Linked DNA regions of Mus musculus: regions 1 and 2 are each linked to region 3. The links are chromatin loops, found by intact Hi-C in ENCODE. Cell type or tissue: heart. All regions are shown on one strand.

What was found. A loop is a pair of places that touch in the nucleus more often than their neighbours do. Peaks named below come from ENCODE experiments on the same cell type or tissue, not always from the same donor. Only the 100,000 strongest peaks of a DNase experiment are listed, where the experiment ranks them.
Region 1: a loop joins it to region 3, with 3 times the contacts of the local background. A loop is called at or near these places in 3 of 42 quality-filtered maps.
Region 2: it touches region 3 in a loop (4-fold over the local background); 8 of 42 quality-filtered maps call a loop at or near these places.

Annotation. Positions count from the first base shown.
Region 1 is chr4:32,505,691-32,508,190 of GRCm38, forward strand. All of the region lies in intron 2 of Bach2 (BTB and CNC homology, basic leucine zipper transcription factor 2), which reads left to right. Among named protein-coding and RNA genes, the nearest start is that of Bach2os, 65 kb to the right of the region's middle. In heart, no CTCF peak of the experiment used is centred here; a DNase peak (open chromatin) is centred at 1,451; H3K27ac peaks cover 336 bases.
Region 2 is chr4:32,249,108-32,251,607 of GRCm38, forward strand. It overlaps a transcript of Bach2 not described here. Among named protein-coding and RNA genes, the nearest start is that of n-TGccc3, 20 kb to the left of the region's middle. In heart, no CTCF peak of the experiment used is centred here; DNase peaks (open chromatin) are centred at 854, 1,284 and 2,054; H3K4me3 peaks cover 1,774 bases; H3K27ac peaks cover 2,422 bases.
Region 3 is chr4:32,336,344-32,338,843 of GRCm38, forward strand. It overlaps a transcript of Bach2 not described here. Among named protein-coding and RNA genes, the nearest start is that of Bach2, 80 kb to the right of the region's middle. In heart, no CTCF peak of the experiment used is centred here; DNase peaks (open chromatin) are centred at 538 and 1,438; H3K4me3 peaks cover 1,344 bases; H3K27ac peaks cover 2,500 bases.

The sequences.
Region 1 (2,500 bases), 170 kb after region 3:
AGCAACCACATGGTGGCTCACAACCATCTGTAATGAGATCTGATGCCCTCTTCTGGTATGTCTGAAGACAGCTACAGTGGACTAATTTATAATAAATAAATCTTTGGGCTGGAGTGAGTGGGACCGACCAGAACAAGCAGAGGTCTTAAAATTCAATTCCCAGCAACCACGTGATGACTCACAACCATCTGTACAGCTACGGTATACTCGTATACATAAAATAATAAATAAATCTTTTTTTAAAATGCTAAAGCACAGGGTGCCTTCTGCCTTCAGCCTTCGTGAGCCTGTAGAGGAAGAGGATGTTTTGTGGGACACAGTAAGAAAGGCAAAGCACCCACCCCTGAGCACAGAGCCAGCCCTTCCAGCTCCCCTGTTCACCAGCACTCACCTGAAAAAACATAAAGGGGAGCCATTGGACAGAGCACAGTCTGGACCTCTGTGTGTGAAGGCTCAAGCAGTCAACCTCCTTGGACTATTTCCTCAAACATTTACCCATTCATTAAACAAACATTCATCCAGGCCCTACCATGCACCAGGAAGGACCATTCTAGGATCTGGGTGATTGTCACTTATAATCCAGTAGGTAGGAAACTGCAGGGAAAGTGAAAGAGAGGAGAGAGCCATGGAATGTCCCGTCACGGATACTGAGATCTTAAACAGGAAAGTCAAGAAAGGCCTGTGGCAAGGGTGACTTCAGATGACACATAGGCAGAAGGTGAAGGATCAGCCATGTTGGCAGCTGGAAAGTCAGTGGGTGAGCGAGGAAGTGGGGCAGAGGAGTAACAGAGAAGGGTCCAGTGACTGCAAGTCCCAAATGCCTGACACGGTACCAAAGGAAGGGTGGCATGGAGCCACATTCATTCTGTCAGAGAGGTGATAAAGCCAGACTGTGACCCTACTAAACACTTGGCCTTTGCACAGAATAAACAGAGAAGCCACTGAAGAGTTTCACAAGAGGTTATTCTGATGTCTGTGTCGTGTACATGTACATAGATGAAGGCCCAAGGGAGCACCAGAGTAGAGATAGACCCTGGTGTAGTTAAGACATAGCATGAGGATCCTGGCAGTGGTACAGACGTACGTGAGTGCCAGATTCTCCAAAAACAGTAAAAGAATAGTGTTACCATTAGCTGAGATCAGTTGAGTGAGTAAGATTGTAGGTGAGGAGGGTTGGTCAGGACTGGGGAGTCCTGTGTGTGTATGTATGAAGTTTGAGGTGCCTGTTGGCATCCAAGTAGAAGCGTTTATTGTCAGGTTTTATATGCCCATTAAATCCATGGGCAAAATCTAACCCAGAGTTAGGAATTGGAACATGGGAGGATTGAAGGCCATTCAACAAGTAGATGTGGATGCTGCCTGTGACTTCATTGAGCACTTGGCAGGCAGATGCAGTTGAAGCGGAAAACAGACCCACCTGTGTTCCACAGGAAAGAATGCCTCGTTTCAGCTGACTGTAAGGCTGCACTAATTAAAGCAAGCAGAGAACTGGGCCAGGAGCTGGAGGGAAATAGCTTATCTGTCAGATAGGGAAAGACTCCAGCACGCTTGCACACCATGGCCAACAATGCCAAAGTTTGCCACACCCACTTTCCCTTCCCTTCCTGGACACACAAAGAAAAGCTACACTCATAACCAAGTAGGCCGTGTGGCTGAGTGCAGCCAGTGGCGTGATGATGGACTAATTTGTCACTTCTACTCTGAGGCTGCTAAAAGTAGGTCCGGATCCTTTTTCCCATCAATGAAGGTGTCCAAGAACTTAGAGAAGCTGAAGCCTGAATCCCTGAGTCACGTTGGAGGACAACCATCTGGCTCAAAACACTACTTTTATTTTTACAATTTCATATGTATATACCATGTATTCTAATCATATTCAGCCTCCATGAGCCTCTTCTCATCCCTCTTCTTTGCCCCTCTGAGCATAAGATGCTACCCACTCCACCCCACCAGCAATCATTAACAGTCATTGTCCCCTCAGGAAGAGCAGGGCCTCATGAAACCCCTCATGAGGAAGGGTTGGAGGACCCACCCTTGTGCGGATCTCCATCGGCCGTGTCGTACCTGGACGGCAAAGATGCTCCCTCATCACCTGACACTTATATTCTTTCTGCTCCCTCTTCTCCTGTATTCCTTGAGCCTTGAGGGGTTGGGTTAGGTGTCCCAGGTAAAGCTATGCACTCATTCGTCACTCACACCCAGCACTGTGACCAGATGCAAGGACTGTATTCGTAGGTGCCTTCTGCAAACAGGAACCTCTCTATTTCATCAGATCACATTCTGACAGGAGTGCTGAGCCGTTCAAACGGAGTGAGGTAGAGCAGACCTGCAAGATCACTTGAACCCAGCTAGGCAATAGTAAGGCCTCCATCTCAAAAAGAAAAGGAAGAAAAAAAGAAAAAAAAAATCTTTGATTTGTAACTACAGTAGAGCTAAGCAACCCCAATATTCAAGCTAATGGAAAATTTCCAGAAGAAGAAACATTGATTGATTATGCAGGAAA
Region 2 (2,500 bases), 87 kb before region 3:
TGTTAAATGAGAGAGCAGAACTGAAGGCACGTGGGTCAGAGTCTGGCATGAGATGGTCCTGTACAAGCCGCCAATGGGGCCTGAGTTCGTGTCTGAGTTTCAGTCTCCCTCATTCAACACTTCAATTCCCACATATGTTAAACACCTCCTATGTGGCTTTGAATGCAAGTCTCTTCCGAAAAACAGGAACTGTGCTTCGGTTACCGGTTCTTGTGGTCGATAGGGCAGCTATTTTGATTTGTCAGAGGAGAGGAAAAGCAGTTAAATCTAGTTAAAATTAAAGCCAGTTAAAATTAACTGGCTCAGGAGATTTGAATGCAGCTGTTCCACACATTGAAACACGGAGAGTGAGTTGTTTTTTTTTTAAATTTTTTTATTACCACTCCTGATTATTACTGGTCATTACTTATTTTTGAGCCAGGGTGTAGATTATCTGCATGTTTTGTTCTAACAGAGGAAAGTAATAAGTGGGCGGCGGTGGTGTGTGTGTGTGTCTGTGTCTCTGTGTGTGTGTGTCTCTGTGTGTGTGTGTCTGTGTGTGTGTGTGTCTGTGTATGTGTGTCTGTGTGTGTGTGTGTCTGTGTGTGTGTGTCTGTGTGTGTGTGTGTGTGTCTGTGTGTGTGTGTCTGTGTCTCTGTATCTGTGTGTGTGTCTCTGTGTCTGTGTGTGTGTGTGTGTCTGTGTGTGTGTGTGCGCGCGCACGCGCGTGCGCGTGCATGCGTGCAGAGATTCTTGTGTGTCCCGGTTTTGTTGCACCCTGCATTGTACATGCCACAGTGCTGCGCAGTCAGCAGTCCCCTTGCTGACTCATGTGCCGGGGCTGTGGGGCTCCCTTGGCTGCTCTGCCTGCGGTGCTTAGGACCAGCATGGCCTGGGGAGGGTGGGAGGTCGGCTGTCATTGGGTCTGTGATCACTGTGAACTGGCTGGGTTCTTCTTCCCTCTGTCTCCCCAGCACAGCCTCTGGCTGGTAGGAAAAGCAGGCACATGTCTGCCTCTACAGGGACAGCATAGGGCACAACCTCATTTCTGGAAGAATTGGCTTTCACTTTATTGTTTTGGGAATCTTCAAACCCAGACAAATGGGTAAGGAGAGATTCTGCTGTTAACGACTTAGCACCCCCTCAAGGACTTTTTAAAACTTGAAGTGGACTTCCTTGGCATTACAGACACTTGGCCCATTTCTCCCTCTGTGGGCAGCAGAAACAGGAGGCAGGGCCAGTAAGGGGGTGTGACTAGCAAGTGAAGTCGTCCCCTGGTGACCACAGCCTTTGTTTATATCTGTTGCTGGCTATTGATGTGAAAACAAAAACAAAGCGCCTAGCCTGGGGTCAGGAAGATGCTGTCACCTGACTTAGCTGACTCCCTCTGCCTGTTTTGTTTACATAGCTCCGGTTTGGGTTTTTCGTCAGAAAGTGTGAAATGCTGTTTTTTCTGAGGTCGCTACATAAACTTCCTTTTGTGGACGGGAGTTGATCAGATCATCCTAGACTCCCAGACGATGATGCAAAGCTGCTGAGCTGGCGCAGGGAAAGCTGAGCAGGGGCTGAGACAGAGCCTCTTGCTAGCCTGGAGAAGCTTTCTCCAGGAAAGGAGGGCTCTCTGACCAGTAATAAAGAGAAAGCCACAGTGACTGTAGCATATGCTGACGGACGGTCTTGGTTTCTGTCGATAAGGGGTGACTCATCAGTGTCAATAGAATTGTGACTTCTAATAATAACACAGCGTGAGCCCTTCAAAACATGCGGTTTTAGCCCCTGCTCTCAGTGAAAGGTTGGAAAATGTTAGTTTGAGCTTTTTCCCCCCTGACCTCTTTATGTCACCAGAGTATGAAATCGTGTTTTTGTAGGTGTGATGGTGACCCCATTGTTTTTTCGTCTTACTGTTTTTAGTTTCGCTCTGACTAAGAAAGCAAAGTGGATTATTTCATCGCTCAGAAATCTGTGCACTAAGCGTTGCCTCCAGGGCTGTGTTTTGAGGGAAGTGTGGCTGAAAAGCAGATCCTCCCAGAATGCAGAAAGGAAAAAACTGAACAGACCACAGGCCACCGGGAGCTGGGCGCCTCCTACACAGTCTATTGTGAAGGGCTGTGGGCTTGCTGAGTAGCCCGATTGCCCTGTGAGTCATGGCCAAAGGATTCCAACAAGGGGGTTCACAGAAGAGAGTCAGCCCCGACAGAGAGGAAGCGAGCTGCCTGTGTCCATGGCCAGGGCTGCCGCTGTCCTGAGCACCAGCTTGCTCCAGTCTACATGTGGAGCCTTGCCTGTTCTCTGGCTAGTTTGGTTGGCTTTTGCTGCAGGCCATTCTGTCAGTGCTTTGCCACAAAGACTCTGAAGTTAGAACAAGGGACTCTCCAGGTTCAGGAGGAGCCTGCCTGCTCACATACCTGCGCTCTTAGCTTTCTAACCATTGCTCCCTCTTAATGTGTAGACCACCCTTTGTCCTGAGCTGCTGGGCAGGCCTTATACCTTCTCTGCCTGGTCAGGGAAGTGAATCCTTCAC
Region 3 (2,500 bases):
CTTAACCCTTGAACCTTGTAAGTGAGAGCACTTGATAAGGTCGCCACTGCAGCAGGTATTAGCCACTGCCGTAGGAATGGACAGAGAACTTGGCTAGGTCATGACTCTAAAAATCTAGCTTCTATGTTTCATAATGAGCAAACTGGGACTGCACATTTGCCCTCCTGCCTGTTTTGTGACACCTTACAAGGGACTATTAATTTCTGTCATTCTTGCTATCTCTTAAGTTTCTAGTAAGAACACTGCCTCTAAATAGTAATTTCTAACCTTTTATGAGCATTATGGTAAAATCAAGCAAAAGCTGCAAAGTATATTTGAGAGTAAGTTCAGAAGTTAGAGTAGATGTTCTCTCGGAGGATCACTAAGACTTGGAGCACCTGGAGAAGGCTGCAGACGGAAGCCCTGGATGGTTATAGCTCCAGAGCTACATGTATGCTGGAGCTGAGCTCAGTTTGTGTCTACTTTACTTTCTATTCTAGGGGCTGGGGCAGCCAGGAGTGCAGTGATAAATAAAGCTGTTAGCTAATGTGTCAGCACGGAGGTGGGTGGGGTAGCCCTCTTCCTTTCTGCTTTAAATACAGCAGGGGAGCAATTTCTCAGGATATTTTTTTGCCAAAAAGAAAAAGAAAAGAAAAGCCATTACTATAGTGTTATTTTAAGGGTGGAGGGAAAGCTGCGTCACACAGGAATTTTCAAAGTTGGTTACCGGAGTGACAAAGAACCGAGTGTATTGATGAAGTTGTCATAATGTAATGTCCTGTCTGCAGTTTTTAAATTGAGCCCAACAGTACACAGAATCTTCAGTCTTTGCTTTCAGGAAGTTTATACTGCACGGCAGAAGATACTAAAGCTTGCAGACATAAAGGCCAGTGCATTGTAATAGTTTATAAACATGAATGGTCCTACTTCATGCCAGGTAATCAATCCATCAGCAGATAACCCTTCATTCAGGGATTTTGTTTTAATTTATTTAAAGAACTTCCTTCTTTTCTTTGCCATCAAAGTAGTATGCATTTACTTTAGAAAAAAAAACAGGAAAGTGAAATAAATGTAATAAAAGAAAAAAATCACATAATTTCACCACCAGAGAAAATTCTATGGTGTTAAAATTTTCAGCTCATTTAATGTGTCCTTTTAAATATACTCATGTATTTTATGCAATTGAGACCTATATGTGTAATTTTCCCATGTGCTTTCTTCATAGCCTGTTTTTGTGTTGAGAATTTTAGAGTCCCATTCTCATGGTTTTATATGCTGGAGTTGATGGCCAGCTTTCAGTCCCCTGCAACAGTCATTTACTGTACAGGACGTCAAAGACCATCCTGAGGGTGTGCGAACCCTCAGACCTGCTTCCGATACAGAGCTATTGTTCACCTAAAGTGGAAGCCCAGCCCGCTGCATATTTCCTCAGGCTGGGTGGCTGCACCGCTTTCTCTGCCCCCATTGACTTATCAGGCCCCGAGCACACACACACTTGTTTATCGCCGTCTTCCTGATACGGAGCCTTTGGACAACTGCCCAGCTGCATACCATTCATACCCGGACTTTCAGCTTCTGGTGACGACTCAGGTGCTTAACCCTTTCAGTCTCCACAGGAATCACTGTATAGGGCCCTAACCACAGATGGCCACTGGCTAATCACCTGCCTGCTTATGTTCATACACACAGATGAGTGGCTAACCAGTAACTGCAGTATACGAAAGCAGCTTAGAGAGGCTGCCATCCTCTCCACCCCCTTAGCCTTACCTCGTTTCAAGGTTCAGCTCTGTATCTCGCAGACCCTCAGCAGCCTTCCTTCCACGGAATGACAGAGACCATCCCTGGTCTCCTGAAGGGTGGGTGTGCCTTGGCTAGGACTTGAACAGAGGTCAGTTAGAAAGAAAGCCTCCACTTCACAAAGCTTCACCTGTTCATGTGCTCCCCCAGGTACACGCTCCTCTTACTGCTGCGTCTGTCCTTGGACCCGTCTGCGTGATGGGGAAGGTGAAGGGCGGTACAGGGCGGGATGGCAGAATCAGGTTGTATAGGAATCTTGGGTGAGGTTGAGCATCCTTGCTAGAATTCTGTTTCCTTGCCAAAGTCTGCCTTGTTTTCTTCAAAGCACAAACAACAGCCCCTTTACCTGGGAATCTAAAGAGGGAATTTGCACGTGCAAGGCCATAGCACGCTAGGACAGAGGAGCATCAAGGAAGGTAGAATGTTCTGCACATCTCTTCTATTTACAGAGTTCCCTCCAAGCAGGAGTTAATCGGGCTATCCTGCCGGCACTTTCTAAACTATTACCTTGTTCACTGTGAATACCGTGTCTGTGAGTCATGGCACTCAGCTTCATGTAACACATGGTGCGAGCTGCTTAGAACTTTAGGGAAGAGATATTGGCTCGGCCTATGCTGGTGAGGAATAAATTGACAGCCTTCACCGTGCGTCTGAGAAACACAGAGACGGCTTCAGCTGCCCTGTATGCATGGCTGAGGATGCTTACTCATTCCTCTTCAAACCA